6 separate regions of the Homo sapiens genome follow, and all the other regions are linked to region 1. A link is a loop called in an ENCODE intact Hi-C map of the cell type or tissue named here. Cell type or tissue: PC-9. All regions are shown on one strand.

Region 1 (4,000 bases):
GGGAAAAAGATTGAGCTTAGTTTTCATGTCTAGGAAAAAAAGCAAAACAACTTAATCTGAAACAGTTTTAAAAAATGTGTGTTATTTTGTTTTAAAGAGTTGTATGCTTGGGGTAAATTTTCATTGTCATATGTGGAATTTAAATATACCATCATCTACAAAGAATTCCACAGAGTTAAATATCTTAAGTTAAACACTTAAAATAAGTGTTTGCGTGATATTTTGATGACAGATAAACAGAGTCTAATTCCCACCCCAAATTTTGCTGAGGTTTTCTTAATGTTGTAGAGCATTTTGTAGAGTGGTTTAAATAGTTGAAAATAAAGTTCAGAACATCATGTGTTTATTGTTATTTGAATTTTACGTTGATATTACATGTGAACCTCATAATTGAAGTATTTTCAGCAAAACCTCTTACCCACTAGAGCACATCACCATTAATCTTTGAGTTCTATTTCGGAAACTGAGCTGATCACTTGCTCTCTTGATGGGACTTTATTTCACTTAATAGCAGCTTCTCCCAGTGATGACCTTGCTTCCTATTTACTGATAAAAAGGAAGCTATCAGAAGAGAACTTTTGCAAACCTCTCGTTATCTCTACCTTCACCTAACGGCATCTGTACCCATAGACTCTGCCTGCCCTTCCCTTTATTATGAGTGCAGCATGTCTGTTCCTATAAGGCGCTCCACCTCTGTACTAAATCTCAATCCCTCTGACCTGTGAAGGATGCTGCTCTAGCAGTTCTCCCTTCTCCTTTCTGCATCATCAGTTTTCTCTCTCACTACTGGCTCATTCTCACTGGCATTATAAATATGCTGTTATTTCTCTCATCTTAAAAAGCCATTTCCTCTAGCTTCCACCCCATTGCCTGGCACTTCTTTACAGGAAAAACATCGCAAAAGAAGAGTCTGTGCTTGATGTATCCAATTCTGTATTCCAATCACAATTTCACCACAACCACTACAGCAAACTTGCCTTAGTCAACACCACCAATAACCTCCACTTTGCTAAATCCAATGGTCACCTCTTGGTCCTTGTCTTGCTTGACCCAGTCAATCATTTCCTCCCTCTGAGACATTCTTTATTTGGCCTGTAGAATAACACTCTCCTGATTTCTCTCCTACTGCATATTGATCACTCATGCTGTCTCCTTTTGTGGCTTTTCCTCATCTTCTCAACCTTTTCATGTTGGAATGCCCCAGGAATGAGAATACAGCTACATGCAAAAGATATTTTGATGAGGGATAGATCAGAGTTCAAATTCTGCTTACCACGGGAAGGTCTGTGGAAGTCTGCAACAAAGGGTGGCAGGAGAGTGGCAAGTGCTCTCTGGGGACAAGGGAAGCAGGCCACAGGAGGGATGCCAATGCACAGGTTACATCACTTTGCACTGAAAATATTCTTTTCCTATTTGAGAGTTTTGTCCAGACATAGTAGAAATGCACCCAACAGGGGTCTACCAATAATAGGATAACCATTTTGTGAAGCATGAGGGTGGAGGGGACTTAATAAGTTTCAGGGCCAGTGCCATGCCTACATATACACATTTAATCTCCACAAGAACTGTATAAATTAGGTTATAATGACCATTTCAGATGGTAAAGCTGGGGATTAAAGATACCACGTGACTCACTGAAGTTTATGAGATTAATAAATTGTGGAGCTAGAATTTGTCCTCAGGTTTGTTTGCAAAACCTGTAAGATGAACCAAAAGAGTCTACACCCTTGATAAAAGATACTCTAAGATTTAAAAAATTTCTCCCAGAGCACTAATGTGAGGTAGTGCCTTATGGGATTTAAAGATGGCATTATATGGCGGGCACCTGTAGTCCCAGCTACTCGGGAGGCTGAGGCAGGAGAATGGCGTGAACCCGGGAGGCAGAGCTTGCAGTGAGCCGAGATTGCACCACTGCACTCTAGCCTGGGACGACAGAGCAAAACTCTGTCTCAGAAAAAAAAAAAAAAAAAAAAAAGATGGCATTATATAGCAAGTCTTTGGAGACAAGGCACTGATCCAATTCAAGGTGGTGGGTTTTGTTTTTGTTTATCTTGTTGTTTTCTTCCTTCAAAGTAGAACGGTGATATAAATCCCCACTACCTAACCAGCCAGCTTGTATAAATCCACACGAAACATTTTGATTAGGCAATACAACCTTCTGCAGAGCGCCCACCCACCCTTTTAAGTACTGCCCCAGGAAATGACTTCTTACCCCTTTAACCCACCAGAGGGCACACAAGGACTGCTGTGTGAATAGAGTCCTTCATCATGGCAGTGTCATAGGCTTCAACAAACAATTTCAGGTAAACTCCTAGAGGGCAACATGGGACTAAGAAATCTTCATATGAGCTCTGGTTCCAGCACGTTTGGTTGTCAGATGTGATAACTTCACTTTCTGGGACTCAGTTACCCAATCTGTAATATGAGAGGGCTTGGACAAGACCAGTGGTGCCTAATCTTGAGAAGATTAGAAGTTCCCATGTTTAAAAGCTTTAGAACAAAAAAATAGAGATGCCTGGGTCTACCTCTCAAAATAGTGATTTAAATGGTCTGAGATGGGGCCTGATCATCCGAATATTTTAAAAGTTCTCGAAATGGTTCTGATGTTCAGCCAGGGCTGAGGAATACTGGTTTAGATAATATATGAGACCTATTTCAGCTTCACGTTATGTGATTGCCACCTCTCACATGCATTAATTAGTTTTCCTTAGGCTACCAAGGACAAAGAGGAAAGGGAGCCTGTGCCAGGCTTCAGAGCAGCACTGGATTTGAATCCTAGAACCACCACTTATAGTCGTGTGACATTGGGCAAGTTACTTAACCTCTCTGAGCCTCAGTGTATCTACTTGTAAAAATGTCTAACAATGTCTGCATTGTAGAGTTATTGTAAGGATTAGAAATGTCAAATCTGAAGTATCTGGCCTTAATAAAGGGTATCATCTTATTAGACCTGAGGAGAGGAAATGAATCAAATGGCACAATTTAGTTAACAAATAGTTATGGGTTTCTATTATGTGCCAGGCACTGTACTAGATTCTGAATTCTACAATTCTACTTAAGGGAAAGCTTAATATTGTCTCTAGAAATAAACAATCTACCAGTTCCTATTTTATAGAAAGGATTTTGTAGTTTTTCTTTTATTTTGAGAACTGAGGGAGAGACTCTGGAAGAAAGTATACTTTAAATACATTTCTGTGGCCACCATGGAGTGGCCCATCAGATTATCCTTTAAAAGAACCTTCTGCAAGGAGCATAGTTGGCTGACAGCCTCTAAATGCTACAGCTTCAGGATCCACCACAGGGGTGATGAGACCATACCCTCCCCAGACTGATTCTAGCCCATTACTGAGCACAGGAGAGGTAATAGATCTGGGTTGTTTCTGCCCAACATGGGACTCCACTATTAGTCTCTGATAGGTAATATGCTGTGTTTAGCTCTGTGTCCCCACCCAAAGCTTATGTTGAATTGTAATCCCCATGTGTTGGAGGAGTGGCCTGGTGAGAGGTGATTAAACCGTGAGGGTGGATTGCCCCCTTGCTGTTTTCATGATAGTGAGTGAGTTCTTACCATATCTCGTTGTTTGAAAATGTGTAGCACTTCCCCCTTCTCTCTCTCTCTCTCTCCTGCTGCCATGTGAAGATGTCCTTGCTCCCTTTTTGGCCTTCTGCCATGATTGTAAGTTTTTTGAGGCCTCCCCAGCCATGCCTCCTGCACAGCCTGTGGAACTGTGAGTCAATTAAATCTCTTTTCTTTTTCTTCATAAATTACCCAGTCTCAGGTAGTTCTTTACAGCAGTGTGAGAATAGACTTAACACAGTAGGGGAACCCACTTTGTCTTGACCAAGGTTTTCTAAGAACTGCACTAAAGTTTTGAGCTTTTTCTACTGATCCTCTTTCCTTCCCACTCCGTTTCATGTATTTCAGATTAGCACTGAGGTCTTAAGGCCCTCCCTAGTCACTCCTACTTCCTCTCACCAGTATTCTTCACAGGTGTTTCTC
Region 2 (4,000 bases), 1.8 Mb after region 1:
TTGTTCCAGCATCATTTGTTGAAAATATTCTTCTTTCTCAATTGAATTGCCTTTGTTCCTTTGTCAAAGATCAGTTGAGTATACTTGTGTGGGTCTATTTCTGAGCTCTCTATTCATTGATCTATCTGTTTATTCTTTTTCCACCACCACATTGTTCTGATCATTATAGCTTTATAGTAAATCTCCAAGTCATGTGGTGTCAGTTCTCTGACTTCATTCTTCCACTTCAGCATTGCACTAACTAATCTGGCTCTATTGCCTTTTCATGTAAACTTTAGAATCTCTTAATAATCAATTCTCAAAATAACTTGCTGGGATTTTGGTTGAGATTTTCTTGACACTTTAGATCAAGCTGGGAAGAACTGATATCTTGAAAATATTGAGTCTTCCTATCCATGAGCATGGAATAACTCCATTTATTTAAATCTTCTTTCATCAGAGTTTTGTAGTTTTGCTATTACAGATTTGTATATATTTTGTTAGGTTTATGCCTAAGTATTTCTTCTCTCACTCTTCAGTGTTAATGTAAATGTTGTTGCGTTTCTAGATTCAAATTTCAGTTGTTCATTGCTGGTATAGGAAAGTAATTGACTTTTGTATATTAACCTTGTATCCTGAAACCTTCTATAATCACTTATTAGTTCCTGTAGTTTTTTTGTGTGTTGATTCTTTGGAATTTTCTACCTAAACATTCATGTCATCCATGGGCAAAGACAGTTTTATTTATTCTACTCAATCTTATGCCTTTTATTTCTTTATCTTGTCCTGTTTTATCAGCTAGGATTTTCAGTGTAATGTTGAATAGGAGTGAAAGAACATAGTTACTTTTTTAAAAGAAAATATTTTATGAATTTGATAGTAGAATTAGGCAATTTAATCCCATGTTAAATAAGAATATAAAATTTTGATTAGTAGGGTAGCCAAGCTTCTTATAAAATAATAAATTGCTGAGAAAACCAATTTAAATTCCCCTGGAAACAGCGATTTCTGACTGACGTAATGGATCAAAAGGAGATTTTCTTTTAAGTCAGTGTCCAGGGAGTATGTAAAACAATTGAATAAGGAACCCCTCTTATATTAAATACAAAGCACCCAGAGGAATAAAAAAATCAATAAACATACACACATACATGCAAGACACACCAGGGAGCATATAAAACATATAAAATATTCTCATTTCCTAATTCAATTTGATAATAACAACTAATTTTAAAAATCAGACCTTTAGTGACTATTATGGAGAGACATAGTGGGTGAAAGGAAAGAAATTTTTTAGCATCATTATAGACTACCAGATACCTTTGCTGTATTAAGATTTTTTTAAATGGAAAAACAGAAGAGATAAGGAAGAATAGAAACAAAGGATGACACAGTCACATGTTCACAAGACAAAGAAACGCAAACACACATACTCACTTCATACTGGAGTTGCAAATGTGAACTAGCACAGCTAAAAGGGAGAGACAATTACAGGGACTCACAAAATTACTATGTAGGAGGCTTTCATGTGGATGAAGAGACAGGATAACAAGCACCTGCGGAATAAAACACACACACACACGCACACACACACACACGCCCACCATGAAGCTCCGTTCAAAATTCAAATGCATATAATCTGCAGAAAAACAAAGATACACTCATTTTAAAGCGTGTATCCCTGACACATTTTAAAGTGGATATCCCTGTTTCCATTTTGTTTTATAGATGGTTTGATTCTAACTTCATTTGGAAACATAGATGATCTGAAATCTTAATTTTTGAGAAAGAAAACCCAAATTTAGTCTTCAGGAGAGTTTTAAATATCTTGAAACAAAACAGGGGTTGGGATGCGGGAGCAGGGCAATGGGGACATTTAAGATGGAGTAACATCCCCATCTTGTGGTATATCAGAATATTGACTCTTCTTTTTAACACTATTTTGATTTAACATAGTTTTGGGTAAAAACATATCTAACTTGATTATGGGAACACGAGAGAGTAGTGACACAGGAAATTGAATCTGCAATTTCTCAACCCATTAAATTGTTCATCAATGCTGAACTAATACAAGAGTTACATTAATAAGCGGCAGGTTTAATTACTTAGCAGATGGCTGTTCAGTGTTCACCTTAATGTTATCAGACTCAGCAAAAACAAAGAGATGACCCGCATTTGTATCTATCTGTTCTACAATATATTGTCTAGAGGTTTCATTTTTTATTTTATTTTATTATTATTATTTTTGAGACTGAGTCTCGCTCTGTCGCCCAGGCTGGAGTGCAGTGGCGCGATCTGGACTCACTGCAAGCTCCACCTCCTGGGTTCAGGTCATTCTCCTGCCTCAGCCTCCCGAGTAGCTGGGAAGCGCCTGCCGCCACGCCCGGCTAATTTTTTGTATTTTTAGTAGAGATGGGGTTTCACTGTGTTAGCCAGGATGGTCTCGATCTCCTGACCTCGTGATCTGCCCACCTCGGCCTCCGAAAGTGTTGGGATTACAGGCGTGAGCCACCGCGCCCGGCCGAGGTTTCATTTTTAAAAAATGACAAACATTCTTGTTACTTTCTTGCACTTTTTTTTTCTTTCTTTTTCTTTTTCTTTTTCTTCTCTTTTCTTTTCTTTTCTTTTTTTTTTTTTTTGAGACGGAGTTCGCTCTGTTGCCCAGACTGGAGGGCAGTGGCACAATCTCGGCTCACTGCAACCTCTGCCTCCTGGGTTCAAGCGATTCTCCTGCCTCAGCTTCCCAAGTAGCTAGGATTACAGGTGCCCACCACCACGCTCAGCTAACTTTTTGTATTTTTAGTAGAGATGGGGTTTCACCATATTGGTCAGGCTGGTCTCGAACTCCTGACCTCAAATGATCCACCTGCCTAGGCCTCCCAAAGTGCTGGGATTACAGGCGTGAGCCACCACGCCTGACTATTGTCTTGCACTTTCTAATATAACAAAAAGTGAAGACTACTGCCACCACCAAAAACAATGCTTGCTTTGCTATAATCCTTTTCCTCAGACTGAGACACTTTGGCCTATTTAAAATGTGGGTAATGGCTCTAAAAATGCTTGTTTAGGATGCAGATGTATTCTCTATTTTGTCTTCTTTGACATTTTTATGTGGTTTTGGTTCTTTAGCATATGAAGTTTTATTTTTAATCAATCCATGATTTGTCCCTAAGTTGTTCTGATGGGAATATGAGAATACATAAAGGGAATATGAGATACAGCTCCTAGTGACAACATACTTATAGTCTAGTTGAAGACATAGACATGCCTACAAGAATTATAATTTAAAAACAAAACAGTGCGCAAGTTATTTTGATGTGCCACATCAAATTTTGTAGTTCTTTCCATCTTCTGCTTTAGTCACTCAATTCACTTGATAACTCCTTGAGGAGGCATCAACTGGGCATTTACTATTTTCATGATATTGTACTAGGAGCCATGAAGAATAACGAATAAAAGGTGCAGGGAAATATTAAAGCCTTTATAATCTAGTTTGGGTGACTAACCACAAAAATTTTTGGTGCCTACACCTATGTATAATATATTGACATAAATGGAAAGTGTGGGAGTTTTGGGTCTTAAGTGATAGGTCTCTCATTCACATGTTAAACTTATTTTTAAATATAAAGATAAAGAAAATTTAGAAATGACGGAATAAAAATCTGTAACACTGCTTCATTACCAAGTATTTACTATTTTGATGTACAATTGATTTTCCCCCTCATCTCAGGGTTTAGAGTTCTTAAGAACCACTGTGTAGGAGACTATAGCTGAAGCACATAGACCATATTTAGAAATTAGGACAGGATTACCAAGATCTTAACTCTTTTTAAAATTTAGTTAGAAAATATTTAGGAATAACTCTCATGAAAAGGTTCAAGTCTTTCTTGAAGAGAACTACAAAATAAGTAGAGGAACATAAAAGAATCTTGATTAAGTGGATGTTCTTGGGTGTGAAATATTAATATTGTAAAGAAGTAAATTCTCCTCAGATTACTACACAAATAGAATGCAATTCCCA
Region 3 (4,000 bases), 110 kb after region 1:
TAAATTTTGTTTAAGATTTTACTGTTTTCTAATGGTTGATAAGACTTTTCTTCTATGACTTTTTAATATACTTTCTTGCCTTCCTAAACAGAAAACAGTCATACCCCAGCTTATGTTTGGGAGTGGAGCAAAATTTCATTTAGAAATTTTTGCCTTTAATCTGGAATCCATAATAATAATATCCAACTTGTTTAAACAATTCGTATACACATTTGAATATGCCTTAAAAATTCCTACTAGGACACATAAGAAGTTGTGGATGGTTTTTAGTTTGCGGATGGAGATTAGGAGAGGACAGGAAAGGAGACTTTTATTTTTCAGTTTATACTCATCTATACCAAATGTTTTTTCCTTTACAGCAAACACATTTTATTTGTTTATATTATAAAAATAAAATTAAAACATTTACAATAATATAAGGAAAGAAAGAACATTAGAGTTAGGAGTTGGGTTCCCAGGCCAGCTCCCAAAAGCCCATCAACTCACGATATATCATGGCAATAGTAACAGTGACCATTAGACACCAGGCCCCTGTATAATCTGTTTCTATGGTAAACTTCCTCTTGAGCTCCAGAAATATTTCCACCTTGTCGTTTCCTCCCCATACGTCCCACCTCTAATAAATATGCTTCCCTAGAAACAGGGGCAGGGACTCCCTCTTGCTGTCTGCTGGGGCCATGGCAGCAGGAGGCCCACCTGCCACCTGGGATGAAAAGGAGAGCAATCTGGCATGCTCTAGCCCTCTATGTGGGAAGAAAATGAACATTTATTTATGTATGTATGTATTTTGAGACGAAATCTCACTCTGTCACCCAGGCTGGAGTGCAATGGCACAATCTCTGCTCACTGCAACCTCTGCCTCACGGGTTCAAGCGATTCTCCTGCTTCAGCCTCCTGAGTAGCTGGGATTACAGGCACCTGCCTCCACACCCAGCTAATTTTTGTATTTTTAGTAGAGATGGAGTTTCACCATGTTGGCCAGGCTGCTTTTGAACTCCTGACCTCAGGTGATCCACCTGCCTCTGCCTCCCAAAGTGTTGTGATTACAGGCATGAGCCACCATTCCCAGCCAGAAAATGAATATTTATTATGTACCTATGTGTGCTAGACACTGTGCCTGGTCTGTCTCATACCTTACCTATTTCGCTGCTCCTAACAATCCAGTGAGGTATGTATTATTGTTAGGAAACTGAAAATGCCTGCCACCCAATATTCACAGAGCTGAGATGCAAATCCGTAAACTTGTGCACTGTTTATTATAACTCAGTGACACTCCAGCAGAACCATTTCTTTATAAGAGACCTATAAAAGTCAAGTGTGGGTAGGCACTTTGGACATTGCCCTGAGATTCAATAAGGTCTGTCATGGAATCCCTTATTAGAAGGGCACTGATCATCTCTGTGTCTGCAGTGCCTTGCACAGCGCTGGAAGCATGGTAAATTCCCAATAAATGTTTGTTTAATTAATATGAAACATTATTGTTGGCTCTATTCTACTTCCTAAGATAGAAAATTGGAATCATTGACTTTAGAGAATTTTCAACAGCAAATACTGAAACAAGAGAAATGTTTTCTCATTAACCCTCAGTTGATTAGGAAATTCAAATAACTAAAATGTTGTAAGGATAGTTCCTAGTTTACAAGTCATCCATTTATATGAACAAATTGAAGGCAAGTCCATTGTGAGAACAGTTTGGCAGGCTCCAGAACCTAATCACCCTGTGGAGCACTGGCAACGCTCTTCATAGGGGTAAACCTGTTGCCAGCTCCAAGTAACCAGCCTTCAAGCCAACTCTTGGAATGCAAACTAAAAGTTGGAGACAACGAACATTCCTCTAATGTAAACATACTCTGTGGTTAATATCTTCTTTTAGTAACTCAAAATTGTTAAGGGATAAAAAGAGTCCATTTGTGTCAGCTGTAAAGGAGCATGGCATCCAATAATAACTAATGTTTATTTGACTTTTACAGTGTGACACTCTCTCTCCTAGGGGCTCCAAGTGCATTAGTTTATTGCACTCTCACCACATTGGTATGCTAGGTATGATTATTATCTCCATGTTTACACAAAGCTAAGGCTGAAAGAAATTAAGTTACTAGCTAGTATTGGAACAGGTATTAGAACCCAGGTCTGGCTGATCCCAAGGCCTTCTATAGGTCACCTCTCTTGAGACACAAATGTTATTTGCTTGATTCTATGGGAAACCAGAGGAGACTGATTCTGCAGACAGCCCATCTGAGCCCATCCACTCATAAGATCAGCAGGTCAAAACCTGCTGTTAGGATCTAGGACTGATAATTGGAATTGGCAATGGCAAAGCCATTCTTGACCTTGACAAGAGCTACTCTGGCAGAGTGAGGTAGAAACCTATTTAGGCTGCTTGTAAGAGCAAAATGGAGAATGGGTGCTATCAGTGTAGACAATTATTTTAATGAATTTTGTTGTAAAGGGGAGATGAGAATTGGAGTAATGGCTGGAGATACATAGAGTCAAGAAAGGATTTTTAAAAAGACAGGATCATAGTAGTATGTCTGTATACTGACAGGAGTGATCAAGGACAGAAGAAAATATTAATCCAGGTGGGAAGAGGGAAAAGCCACATAAATGGGATCTGATCCATACAGGAGGCCATAATGGCCTTAGATGATTCATCCATAGCAACAAGAGAGCGGGAGAGTAAATAAACAGGCAAATGCAGAGTGATTGCTGGGCTGCACTAGCTCCATTTGATTTTAGTGGACATGAATCGAAAATAAGACCAGAGAGCATAATTTTGTGCTTTTTTTTTTTTTTTTGAGACGGAGTCTTGCTCTGTCACCCAGGCTGGACTGCAATGGCGTGATCTCTGCTCACTGCAACCTCCACCTCCTGGTATCAAGCGATTCTCCTGCCTCAGCCTCCTGAGTAGCTGGGATTACAGACATGTGCCACCACACTTGGCTAATTTTTGTATTTTTACTAGAGATGGGTTTTCACCATGTTGGCCAGGCTGGTCTCAAATTCAGGACCTCAGGTGATCCACCCACCTCAGCCTCCCAGAGTGCTGGAAATATAGATGTGAGCCACCATGCCCAGCCAATTTTGTGCTTCTTCAATCATGTTTAGCTGGGTGTAGATGGAAAGAAGGTGGAGAGTTATATTTTACTAGGGTTGTGTTTTCACCAGGTAAATAGCATGGAAAGAGAGCAGAACATGGATTTGAAGGTGTAAGTAAGAGAGAAATAATAATGAAACTGGAAACTAAAGTCCATAAGGAAGGAAGGAGGGTCATGAGGAGAGTGAGGGGCAGAGAAAAGGTCATGGATAAGTAAATTATAGATGCTGGTGGGGTCAAGGACACATTGGATTAAAATAACAGAGGGGATAAGCTGGAAAGGTAGGAGAGTGGATTACTTCACCTTGATATTATGCATGGTGTCGCTATGACAGCAGGGGGCTGGTGTGGTTGGAGCAGGTCAAGAAAGGGATAAGATGCAGAAGAGTTGAGAGATCAGAGTGTGACTATGTAGATGGAGAAAAATAAGAATAATCACAGGAATGATACTGGGAAAAGTGACAGTGAATCAGATGCCATTATCTTCAAGAAATGAGGTAGAACAACCAGAGGATCCATAGATGGCTGAAATAAGTAGAGGAGGCAAGTAATGCAGCCTGTTATTTTCAAGGAAAGCCAGGTATGGGTCAGAGCACAACACTGAAAGAAACATTCAGAGAGGAGGCTGAGGATATATAGATTTTGCTAGCGATGAACCATGAGTTCCAGAGGACAAATGGGAGGATTCTAGGAGTTGGGAGGGGATGGAGTGATGAGTGCAAACCCTCACCCAAACATATTTAATTCCTGGATTTGGGAGCTCAGATTATAAGAAGCAGGAAAAAGAAGAGGTTGGAGAGATAGGCTCAGCAGCTCAAGAATGCTGCCTTGCTTGGGGAGGACAGCCCCACCCCTGCTTCCCTGGGCTCCCTAAGCAATGCTGGCCGAAGGGGCTTTCTGTCCTTC
Region 4 (4,000 bases), 170 kb after region 1:
CTCATACTGACATTGTAGTGACAGTGAATGGCTTAGTGCTGGGATCCATACTGAGCTCCACATTGAAAGCACACACACACACAGCCCTACACTCTTCTTTATACACATATTCATATATATATACACACACACATATATATTTTAGTTGGACCTCAGTTTTATTATCAGTTTGCTCTGTTTTCATTTAACATTCTTAGTCATGTGACTAGATAGAATCATCTGAAGTTGTAATATGCTGGCACATGGCATTCCTGACTCAGTGTCTATTTTAAGAAAACATCACACTTTCTTTGATCGAAGCATATGGGCTCTCAACTCCTCTCTTACTCTGATTTGGTAGGAGGGATGGGAATGAAGGCACAGAAAGGTGTTTTGGGGTTTAGTTTTTCTGTTGCTCTTCTCCCTCTTGCTTAGAGCTTCCCCAGTTTCGCTCCACATTGGAATTGTTGGAAGAGCTGTATAAAATACAGGTGCCTAGGCCCTATCCTCAGAGCTTCTGATTGAATAGATCTGGGTGGTTCCTGGGTACAGAGATTTTAAAAGTTTCTTGGGTGATTTTAATGTGCAGCCAGAATTGCACCTTGTACCTTTTTCATTTTCCACTGTTTTCCACCTGCCTGAAAGAGGAAGCCAGATTAGGACTTGCCTTTGCATCCAGGTCATCCATGATTCCTAATTTTAGCCCTAGGCTTCTAGATTTATAGACGTAGAGGATGATGCCCGGAAAGGGGCTGAGTTTCTTTTCAGGTTAGTCTTTGTAGGTTGGCCAAAAGGAGAAGGCTGACAGATACTGTCATGCATTGGAACTGTAGTTTTAGACTGATCTTCATATAGTATCATCCGTACTCGGTTTATGTTCATCTTTAAAGTGGGCATTACAACTACATTATTTTTAATTTATAAGAAAAAAATTCTTGTCAGAATCCTTTCTCTTTCTAGTCCAAAATGTGCCTGTAATACATGTGAGCACACACGCAAATACTGTTTCATATGTTGAGGCAAAGAAACTCAGGAAGGAGATGAGGACATTCCCATCTTATGGTCGTTTGGTATCAATAATTAGTCACTTACCACTAGCTATGGCCTTGTGGGAAATGGGTAGATAACAAACCTAGTGAGAAGTTTCAAATTACCAGTTGGAAGCCATTGCTGAAAAACAGGATTTTTTCTTTTAATGGAATTTTCTTTTGAGCAAGGATGTTAATTTTTAAAAAAGTACTATGATTCTTTCCCCAGAGTAAAATAAGTTACTTTAGCTGAAAAGAGCCTTAAACTTGGTGCCCATGCAGAGGAATCAGTGCAGAGAGGGAAAACAGCCTGGGCCCGTCCTGCTGAATGTTCCCATGGATGTTGTGTGTGCGGTATCAGTGTTACTGTAGTACTATCTCATGTTCAGTGACTGAAGGACTGAACACAGTGTCACATTTAATTGGAACAGGAAGCACACTCCAGTTTGTGTGTGAAGCAGATAAACTGGAGCTGAAAGGCCAGTGCTTGGCAGAAGACCAGACCCCATTGCCCCAGCTCCACACTGTAACATTAGACTCCAGAAGTCTTTGAGTGGGGCAGAGAGCACATTCTCTTGCTAACACATGGTGTGGCAGAATGACCACTCCTTTCTGTATCTTTTATGTATTTTGAAAGACAGCTGCTCTTCCTGTTTTGCTTTCCTTCAGTGGCCTCCCTGCTTCCCTCCTTTCTGTCCTCAACCTTGACCATTCAGAACTTTGTGACACATTCAGTCCCGCAGAGGACTTGACTTTCGCTGGTGCTGCTGCAACCCTTGGAACCGGGTTGTGTGAGAACATTAGAGCATTTGCGCCTTCACTCAGTGTGTCTTGAGGACTGTTATGTTGACCTCACGGGTCATTTTGGTGGGTGGCTGGACTTGTGATAATTCTGAATAGTAACTTTGGAATTTTATGAATCAAAAAGAAAGAGCTCCCTCTGCCAAGTTGAAACACTGTGGGAGAATGCCTGGTGGGTTCTTGTGAGTCACACAGGAAGGAAGGAGGACTTGATGGGCACTCATATTCACTTCGCTTTCTTTCCCCCAGGGTCCCCTTCTGCTTGTTATAGCCCCAGTAGTCCTGTCCAGGTTCTAGAAGACTCCACCTACTTTTCCCCAGACTTTCAGCTCTATTCTGGGAGGCATGAAACATCTGCTTTGACGGTGGAGGCAACCAGTAGCATCAGGGAAAAAGTTGGTAAGTCCTTTTACCGGCACTTGTGTTGGAAAAGCAAAATGATCTTACGTTTCTCATCTTTAGCTCTTTTGCATAATTCAGATGTTTATTCTCTAATCTTGTTTTTTAAATCATCATATTGGATTATTGATTGTCTGTTCATAGATGCCTTATTTTTAATCATGTTTTGCTATGGTGTTAATAGACTGCTTTACTCTAATATGTGACTCTGTCTGAGAGCATCATACCTAAACATGTAGGAACTTCAGAATTATACCACTTATTTTCAGTTTTTCTCTGATTCCTAAATACTTTTTTCTCCCCTTTCTCAGAATCTCATTTCTTTTTTCCTTCTCTGCTTTTGTTTTTATCTCTTTTTGCAAATAATTTAGAAGTTAAAAGAAGTAATTCAGAACTATAGCAAGGAAGGAGCTGTCTCCTTTGTAAAAACTTCCTATCTCTTTTTGAGGGCTTTTGAGACTGGTTAAACTGTGAGGGAATCTTTAAACCACTTTAGGGAAGGATGTCATGGTTCTTGCTAAATATGCTTATAACTCATCTCTCTCTTACTTCAGTGAAAGGGGAATTCAATAGTTTTCATGCTTGTTGAGATCTATTCCTTTATTATTCATCCAAATACATCATTCTCCTTTGGAAATATATTTTGATTTGAAGTTGTATTCATTTTATTTTAAAATGTTTTAAAATTTTTTTATTTGAATGTGCTTGTTCCATTAAGTCTTTCAGATCAGTTACCCTGAGGGGAGGACTGTGTCCTCTTTACTTTCGTAACCCCAGCACCTGTCCCAATGCCTGAACTATAACACGTTTTCAGTAAATATGGTAGAGTGAAAGAGCAGACCAGTCCAACCCACATTGATCTGTCTTTCCTTGGGTAGTTAATGGTTTATTACAAATATTTGGCAATTCATGTTGTGTAGAGTTTTAATAGTTTGTTTTTATTGTTTAAAATTTTTTTGCTGTTGAACTTTGGGTTTATATCTCAGTTACAATATTGATTCTTTGACGGTAAGGGATAAATTTCAGTTTATTTCACATACATTCCTATGAGGCAGATATGAAAGTTTCTCCATTTTTCAGAGGAGAGAGGTTCAGAGAAGCCACAGAGGTGAGATTTTGGGGGTAAGGGTGACAGGGAGAGCCTTATGATCAAAGTTGAGCTTCAGGAACCAGTGTGTAAACTCCCTTCATTTCCTCAACAATCATGTCCTGAACGCCTTCTGTGTATCAGGACAGGGTTCAAGGCACTGGGGAGGCAACACATAAATATAACAAACAGAACTCTCTGCTCCCGGGAGTTTGAATCTGGCAGAGGAAGACAGGTCATAATGCAATATGGATTGAAAGGAGAAGGAGCCAGGGGCAAGAGATATTGAGAGGCCATTCAGCATGTCTAAATGGCTGGCAAGGAGAGTTGGAACCCGTAGAGTGGCTGAGGGCACGGAAGAACGGATGGGATGGGGGAGCTTGTTGGTGTAGAAACTAGGGCTTGGTTGTGATTTGTAACTGTTATAAATGTGAAATTTCTTAATGAAAATTAGGGGGCCATCACGGAGTTACAGTATTTTGCTATTGCAAGGACAGTAACAATGTCATCTGCTGTCACCTTTTTTTCATATTTTAATACCAAAAATGTAGGAGGGATGTGATCCTTGACAGTTCTTGCCCCAAAAAGGGCAGTTATGAACCTTCTAATGGCATATGTCTATTTACATACACATATAGATGTATTAATATACATATATGTATATATCTTGTATATAAGCATATCACACCACCTTTGTTTTTTTCTC
Region 5 (4,000 bases), 120 kb after region 1:
TTATCTCATTAGCATAAACTCAGGTATGGTTAAAAGGTATTTATTATGAATAAAAAAAAGATGCTCCTATCACCTCTATCACTCAGGAAATTTCAAGGGTTTTAGGAGCTCTGTGCTGAGAACCAGGGATGAAAACCAAATATATGTATATTTTTTATTATGTTGTGTCATCACAGAAGTCCTAAAAATTTAGTTTGAATTCTCTTGCAGTTTCTTGTGACCTTGGGCAGGTGATTAAGCTGCTTTAAGCCTCAGTTATTTAATCAACTCAACTGGGACCTTGCGTGGATATGGTAAATGGTGTATGTAAAGTCCATGTATTGAATGTGCTTGGAATTCAGGAAGTGCTTTTATTTTATTGTTTTATTATTATTATTCATTTAAAACATACTTATTTCCCAAGATTGAAGGATAAAATAGCTTTTACCAGTTATCCCACCTACTAATCAAGCGGTTTTTATTTCTGGAAGCTTCTCTACAACTTACCTAGTCTCCAAAAGGAGGTAGTCAGGAATGGTGATTAGGTCAGTGGAATTATTTAGTGATTCGTCCCTGGAGCCACATGTGGAATGGTTTTCCATCTGAGGTTTTGGTGATAGTTCCACTACTTTTTTGCCTCATGATTGATAGTCCATTCCACCTTTGAATTTTTATATCAGTCTGCAAATGAATAACTATTGGCTCCTTGGGGGATTGATTCTCAGTGTTGCAGCAAGATCATATAATAAAATTAAGTCACCAAAAAGGGGATTTTTTAAAAGGCAGTAGAGAAAGGGGTGTGTCTCTGGATGAATGCTGTATTGAAGTGTCATGATGGAGTGTCAAGAAATATGCTTTCTTTCTTGAGATGGTGGTACCATTTTCTGAGGAGGCAAAGCCCACACCTTTCCATAGCCTTTCGGTAGTTCCATGCATAGCTAGAAGTTACGGTCATCTGAGAGGGTTAGAAAGGATGTGTGGAGAGTTGGATGAACCCAGATGTGACCATGTCTGCCCTGTGAATAACCTTGACTGACTCTCCTCTACCTGGAGGATAGATATTTGGTTTGACATAGGAGGAACGCCATAACCTGCATCACTCATACCCACTATGACATTCTAGTTGTATGGAACTATGGGGCAATCCTCTACATTCAGCTTGGTTTCCTCCACCTGGATGCCCCTCTTCCCCCTTCTCCCTTTCTCCCCTGGCTTGCTCCTATCTAGCCTTCAACCCTAATCCCATGTGTCATGTCCTCCTGGTGGTTTTCCATTTTGGCTGCACATTAGAATCAGGAGGAGCTTTTATAAGTCCTGAGACCAGTTCCCAATCCTGAATGATTACATCCACATCTCTGGCATGTGGACCCAAGCATCAATGTTATTGTGTTTTTTTGTTTGTTTGCTTGGGTTTAATCACATCTCAAGTGATTTCAATGTGCAGCTAAGATTGTGAACAACTGCGCTACACTGTGGCCACCTTATTCTTCTTTGTAAATCTAGCAGCCAGCACAGTGCCCAGCACAAGTTAATCTTCAGTAAATATTTGTTGAATGACGGAGTGAGGGTGTGACCCGTGAGACACTTTATCTTTTCAGTTGTATATCTCTAAGACTGGCCTTTCTGCTTGTTGTAACAGTGCCTTGAGGACTGGATCCTTTCTTCTGTGACCTCTATCTCCTATGTTTATTCCTGGGGCTTATCCAGCTTATTTTTTATCTTTCTTAAAACTTGAAGTTTTGAAAGTCCAATTTTTAAACTTTAGTTTTTTAGTATAAAAGCAGTATGTGCTTATTTTAGAAAATCTGGACTTTAGAAAGAATAGGTGGGGGAGCTCACTCTCACCACCCACAAGCAAACTGGTTCCTTGTTTTCTTAACCTTTCATAATTTGTTGCCCTTTGGGGTTGCTTGACCCTCTGGCATGCCTCAAGGAGCTCAGTTGGTGCTGTCTCTGCTCAGACCTGGTGAACTGGCCTATGAGTGCCAGGAGAGGAGTGTGTCATGAGAATAGCATTCTTGGGAGCCACCAGGGCTAACTCCCCTGAGGGCCAATATGCAAGGAGAAAGTGTTTTCTTGTGCTATTCTGGCCTTCCTCATTCAGGCAGGATGTATGCTGGGTCTTATTAGGACAAATTATGACATTTGTATAACTTCTTTAAAATAATAACTTAAATATTTCCCAGTCTCCTCCTACCCCCTTGTCCTCCAAAAATATGGGATGAGATTGCAGCTCTGGATCACAGTGTTTATGCCTTAGTCAGGATAGGCTAAACCCCAGTGTCAGTGGCTTAACACAAGGAAGACTGCGTTTCGTGCTTGTGCAATGGTCAAATGTAGAGTTGTCAGAGGGCTGTGCTTCATGTGTCATTAAGGACCCTGGCTTCTTCCGTTTCCTGGCTTTACCATCTTCTAGGGGCTCAGATTCTTTCAGTGATGTTTGCATCCATTTGTCAGGTAAGTGAATCAGGTGAGCAAGAATGTTCACCCTTGATTGCCTCAGCCTGGAGGCAAAATACTCACTTCTCCTCATTTTCCAAGGGTAAGAACTAGTCTTACAGCCTCACCCAGATGGAATGGGGTGGGGTGGAAAAATGTAGTCTAGTTATATGCCAGGAAAAAGAGGAGAAGACACACATTGGTGATCACTAGCTGACTATACCAGTCGTATTTCTCTTATTGCTCAAACCATTATGACTGAGCCTCATTTGGGCCATGTGGGTGCTTGGTCTTGGTATTATTTAGGATATAGGTTGGGCTGCTATAACAAAGGCCAAAATGACAGTTACTTAAACAATATGTAAGTTTATTTCTTTTTAACTTAGAGCATGAACAGTCCAGTGCTGATCTGGTGGCTTCAGGGTGCACTATATCCTCAAAAGTAATTTCCATGCAGTGGTTCAAGGTGACTGTTTCAGCTTCTACTATCACATCCGCATTCTAGTCCATAGACGAGGGAGAAGGAAAGTGGTGGGCACAACCTGAAAGCTGCACACATCTAATGGTGTTCACTTATATTCCATTGGCCTGAACTTTAGTCACGTGGCTACCCGCAGTTCCAGGAAGACTGGGAAAACTGGGTGGGGATAGGATGGAGTCTATTATCAGAGAATAGCTGGGTAGGGTACAGGGAGAAAGAGATGCTGGATGACTAGCAATCTTCCTAACAAGTTATAGGAAGCACATCTTAGTGGTTAAGAGCATGGGTATCAAGCCATACTGAGTGATGAATTTTAGCTCCACCTCTTACTTGCTTTATGACCATAGACAAGTTACTTAATCTGTATCTTCTTTTCCTAAACTTTAAAATCATGTACTATTTTCTGATGCTTTTCCAGACCCACTTACCATCCTTTATCACTCTTCTCTGTGCTCTGAAACACTTACCTTTTGGAATGCATCACCTGGATTCCTGTTGTATTTGACCAATAAGAAGCACTGGCAGGATACAGGAGGGTGGTAAGAAAGAGAACTCAGTGTACCTACTTCCTTCCCATCAAGCTGTGGGACAATATGGCTGTGTGATTCTGCTGCACATAACTATAGAATGGCCTTCTCTTATAGCATCTTGTCTTGCTGGATTCTGATAACTTCCTCTTCCAGCTTATGGGTTGCATTAGGGTTCTCCAGAGAGACAGAACAAATAGGATATATATAGGTATAGTTGGATGAGAGGGAATTTATTAGGGGAATCTGCTCTTGTGATTATGGAGGGTGAGAAGTCCCGTGACAGGCTGTCTGCAAGCTGGGGAACCATGGAAGCCATGGTGAGCCTCAGTCCAAGTCTGAAATCCTCAGAACCATGGAACATGATGATGTAACTCTCAGCCCAAGGCCAAAGGCCTGAGAACCTGGGTAACCACTGGTGCGAGTACTGGAGTTCAAAACCCAAACAACCTGGAGTTCTGATGTCCAAGGGCAGAAGAAGAGCGTCCCAGCTCTTGAAGAGACAGCAAGGATTTGCCTTTCCTCAGCCCTTTTGGTTCCATCCAGGCCCCCGGCCAATTGGATGGTGCCTATC
Region 6 (4,000 bases), 270 kb after region 1:
TGTCCAAAGGAAGACATTACCTCATCCCTCAAGACTGCTGGCTGCAAACACAACTCTGAGAAATGATCTGGGTAAAGAGCACTCAGGGACTTGTGTTCTTGGCATATCTAGTGGAAACTTGCAGGGATGCTTAGCACCCATATCAGATCATTTCTTCCCAAACCCTCCTGTTAATAATTGAGGGTGGGATGCGTGGATGGCCAGTTTTCCCCCAGCTGCCTAGTCTCTTTGGGCTACAACCAGGAATGCAGAGGGTTTCTTGGCTCTACGTCTGCGACTTCTCTATCCCCAGCCCAGCCCTCCAGGCTGACATCTCTGACTGCTGACCTGACATCAAATAGCAATACAGTGGCTGAATTTTAAAAAACCCTGACCATGCCTGGTACCATGTCAGATCCTCTACATGTATTATTTCATTTAATCATCACAACAACCTTTGAAAGAGCATGCAGCCAACCACCCATCATTTACAGATGAGGAAACAGGCTCAGAGAAATAAGGTGACTCACTGCCTGTCAACCAGCTAGTGAGTAACGGAGCCTGGATTTGACCCACTGTCTGGCTGGCTCTAGAGTCCATGTATTTTTGTCACCCTACTGTGCTTCTGCTCCTTCCTGGTCAAGAGGGAGTGGATTTTTTGTTCTTGTTTGGTAGATTTTTTTTTTTCAAATTCTTCTTCACCAATGGCATCTTTCTCTGACCTCTAGCCTCTTTCCGTACCCAAAGGCCTGGCTTGGAGTCAGAAGGTTCTCAGTAGACCTTGAAATTAGTCTGCACAAATGTGCATGAGGACGCTGACTGAGCAGGAGCAGCCCTCAAGGCTGAGTTCCTGGGCTTTTGGAACAGCCTGTCATAGCTTCGCTTCCTTGTGGATAGAGGAGTGACAGCAGCCATACCAGGGCTACTGAGAGCTCAAATGGTATCTTTTGCAAATTAGACAATGGGTATTCCTCCCTCAAGTCAGTTGATTGCCATTTGCTGGAAAATAGCGAATATATATATATATATATATATGGAGATACCTATGTACATGTCACTTCCTGCTACTAGATAGAGAATAACCTGCACAACTGTACATTGTCAGGCTAAGTCACATAGACCCGGCTGTAAATCTGGTTCTCCTATTTACTAGCTCAGTGGTCTTGGGCAGGTCATCGGGCAATCCAAGGCTCAGTTTCTGATAGAATGCAAGCAGTGTTGCCTCCCTGTCTACCTTGTTTATAATTTTGAACAGGAAAATAGGCAAGAAGTGTTGCTTAAGTCCTGGGGGAGAGTGTCTCCTCTTGGGATAAGATGGAAGTATTAAAAATCAGAGACTGTGGCCTTGTCCCAGGGGGACATGCAGTCCTCCCTATCCAGCCACAGGTAAGATAATTGGAGTGCCTTTAAATTCTTGTGTGTTTTTCTTGTTACAGTGAAAGAGGAATTAAACTAATAATAAGGCTTATCTTCATTTTCCTCTTCTCCTTTTTCAGTGACCTAATTTTTCCATAAATTTTACCTCTTCACAACTCTGTTCCTCTTCCCATTACTCACTTGTTCTTTTTTCCTCCTATTCAAGCCTGCTTTCAGAAAATGGCTGGTAAGGCTTAATGATATTTTGGAAATTTGCCTCTAAATAACTTTAGGCCAAAAAACTGAACTTAATCAGTACATTTGGACCTCAAGGAAAGGTATTTTTGAGCCAACATCTGCAAATGACATAGAAATATTGCCAAGAAGTTAACCATCTGTTCCACCTTGAAAAGATGTGCTGCAAAGTCTTGGCACCCTGAACTATAAAGGTAATAACTAAAAAGAAATAACCTCGTGTTAGAGCAGCAAGCCCCCTCTAGTGGCCCATCATGGGAATGACCACCATTCTCCCTAGGATCTGGACTTGGAAATTCTGCTACTCCAATGCTAGCTCCAGGCATCTGCTCAATCCTTTATACACTCATAGCAATGAGACAAGACATTATTTGGGCCTTACAGTCATCCTCTGATGGCTGGAGGGCAAGAACACCAGTCTCCTTAATTGTTCAGGATCCCAGGACTCCAGGCCCAGATCAGTCTTTAGCTGGGAACCTCTCTGGGCCTCAGATTCCTTATCTGTAAAATGAGATGAATGGTGCCTGGTATACATCTTTCACAGGACTGTTGTGAGGATCAAGTGACAATAAGGGATAAGAGAGGTAAAGCTCTTTGAAAAGTGCATTCATAATGCACTTTTAGTAGCAACAGTGTTTCTGCTGTTCTATTCAACACGGTAGCCACTAGTCACATCTGACTGCTTGAATTGAAATTAATTAAAATTAAATAAAATTTAAAACTGAGTGACTCGGTCACACTAGCCACATTTCAAGCACTCAGTAGCTACTTGTGGCTAGTGACTATCATGTAAGAGATCACAAGTCTAGAACGTTTCTGTCATCACAGAAATTTCTACTGGACAGCCCTGCAGTTTAGATAACTGATTTGAAGAACAAGCTTTATATTCTCTAATTCATCTCTGCTCTTGAAAAAGAAAAATCTCTTATCAGCGGTTTGCAAATCTAGGAAGACACCTAGATTACAATGAACTGGGGTGGGTGTACAGTTAGGTTTACCGTGGATTCATTATGTATATATGTGTGTATACACACACACACAAACACACACACACACAGAGCACCTGTTCTGTGTCTGCCAAGCACCGTGTTAAACTCATTTTGGGCAGTTCTATCAAAAGATGGACCCGGGTTTTGAAATTCATTGCTCCATCAGGGTTCCTAGATAAAGAACTCAATGTTGCAGGGTAGTTTCACCCCCACATCAACCCCCTACCTCACCAATACACAATTGAAGTTCTTCTGTAGCTCCCATTGCCTCTGGGAAGACTTCCGGCCCTCTCCCCACTGGGTGGTGAGCCCTCCTCTTTGCTCCCATAGGCCCCTGTTCTTCCATTTGCATTGTAGCTATCATACTGTGTGGAAATTTGCCTGTTTGGTTGTTTTCTGTTAAAATGTAAGCTCTCAGAAGGTAGAGACCAGGTCTGTCTTACATTCATTTGAATTTTCAGCCTCCCTCACACAGGGCCTGGCCCATATGCAGTAGATGCTCAAAAACTATTAGTTAATGAATGAATGAAGTATATGGATGGATGGATGGATGGATGGATGGATGGATGGATGGATGGATGGATTTCTTTGTTCCTTTATTTAGGGTCCTGTATTCCCCTGCATAAAGCCCTCAGGTATGAAACTGCTAGAGATTCTCTTTATGCTAGGCCACCACATCCTTTGACCACATTCCTTGCTCCAATTAGGTAGTACAAGCTCAGTGAGAAAAGCAAAATTTGATTTATGTTTCTGGCAATTCAGCTGATGAAAACAACTAAAGTGCTAGATAAAAATCTGCTGCAAATATCATTTTAAAAACAAAACATTGCTAATCCATACAAAAACTTTTACACAAATGTTCATAGCAGGATTATTTATCATAGGCAAATGTGAGAACAACCCAAATGTCTCTCAACAGACGATAAACAAAATGTGGTATATTCATGCAGTGGAATACGATTCAGCAGCTAAAATGAATGAAGTAGTGACACACGGATTGATGAACCTTGAAAACAGTCTTCTAAGTGAAAGAAACTGGTCATAAAGTGCTGCATATTATATGATTTAACTTATATAAAATGTCTAGGATAGGCAAATCTACAAGGAGAGAAAATAAAGTAGTGGTTGCCTGAGGCTGAGGGAAGTGAGGTGTTACTGCTAGTGACTACAGGGTTTCTTTGGGGAGTGACAGAAATGCTCTAAAATTAAATTCTAGTGAGTTTTGCACAACTCTGTGAATATACTAAAAACTTGATGCCTTCTCTGATGAATTCTACCCAACATTTAAAAAAGAGTTAATACCAATCCTTCACAAACTCTTCCAAAAAATGAATAAGGTGGGAACATTTCCCAACTCATCCCATGAGGCTAGTATTACCCTGATGCCAAAACCAGACCAAGACATCACAAGAAAAAAAAAA

What was found. Hi-C counts contacts between places; a loop is a spot of excess contacts. Peaks named below come from ENCODE experiments on the same cell type or tissue, not always from the same donor. Only the 100,000 strongest peaks of a DNase experiment are listed, where the experiment ranks them.
Region 2: it touches region 1 in a loop (8-fold over the local background); 13 of 110 quality-filtered maps call a loop at or near these places.
Region 3: a loop joins it to region 1, with 6 times the contacts of the local background. A loop is called at or near these places in 23 of 110 quality-filtered maps.
Region 4: a loop joins it to region 1, with 5 times the contacts of the local background. A loop is called at or near these places in 5 of 110 quality-filtered maps.
Region 5: it touches region 1 in a loop (6-fold over the local background); 24 of 110 quality-filtered maps call a loop at or near these places.
Region 6: it touches region 1 in a loop (14-fold over the local background); 93 of 110 quality-filtered maps call a loop at or near these places.

Annotation. Positions count from the first base shown.
Region 1 is chr11:94,621,084-94,625,083 of GRCh38, forward strand. It overlaps PIWIL4 (piwi like RNA-mediated gene silencing 4), which reads left to right. Exons shown (of 20, transcript NM_152431.3): 20 at 1-338. All of the region lies in intron 4 of PIWIL4-AS1 (PIWIL4 antisense RNA 1), which reads right to left. Among named protein-coding and RNA genes, the nearest start is that of LINC02700, 15 kb to the right of the region's middle. In PC-9, CTCF peaks have their summits at 2,233 (motif pointing right) and 2,434; a DNase peak (open chromatin) is centred at 2,268; H3K27ac peaks cover 392 bases.
Region 2 is chr11:96,425,106-96,429,105 of GRCh38, forward strand. No RefSeq gene overlaps it. Among named protein-coding and RNA genes, the nearest start is that of JRKL, 37 kb to the left of the region's middle. RefSeq lists a silencer at 2,508-2,720. In PC-9, CTCF peaks have their summits at 1,881 and 2,087; a DNase peak (open chromatin) is centred at 1,866.
Region 3 is chr11:94,735,481-94,739,480 of GRCh38, forward strand. All of the region lies in intron 1 of PIWIL4-AS1 (PIWIL4 antisense RNA 1), which reads right to left. It also overlaps a transcript of AMOTL1 not described here. Among named protein-coding and RNA genes, the nearest start is that of PIWIL4-AS1, 2.9 kb to the right of the region's middle. In PC-9, no CTCF peak of the experiment used is centred here; DNase peaks (open chromatin) are centred at 1,961 and 2,671; H3K4me3 peaks cover 480 bases; H3K27ac peaks cover 3,166 bases.
Region 4 is chr11:94,792,954-94,796,953 of GRCh38, forward strand. It overlaps AMOTL1 (angiomotin like 1), which reads left to right. Exons shown (of 13, transcript NM_130847.3): 2 at 2,058-2,207. Among named protein-coding and RNA genes, the nearest start is that of AMOTL1, 27 kb to the left of the region's middle. In PC-9, no CTCF peak of the experiment used is centred here; DNase peaks (open chromatin) are centred at 1,078, 1,518 and 1,928; H3K4me3 peaks cover 1,597 bases; H3K27ac peaks cover 3,723 bases.
Region 5 is chr11:94,745,394-94,749,393 of GRCh38, forward strand. It overlaps a transcript of AMOTL1 not described here. Among named protein-coding and RNA genes, the nearest start is that of PIWIL4-AS1, 7.0 kb to the left of the region's middle. In PC-9, no CTCF peak of the experiment used is centred here; DNase peaks (open chromatin) are centred at 1,448, 1,948 and 2,458; H3K4me3 peaks cover 3,004 bases; H3K27ac peaks cover 4,000 bases.
Region 6 is chr11:94,895,630-94,899,629 of GRCh38, forward strand. No RefSeq gene overlaps it. Among named protein-coding and RNA genes, the nearest start is that of CWC15, 76 kb to the right of the region's middle. In PC-9, CTCF peaks have their summits at 1,824 (motif pointing left) and 2,027; a DNase peak (open chromatin) is centred at 542.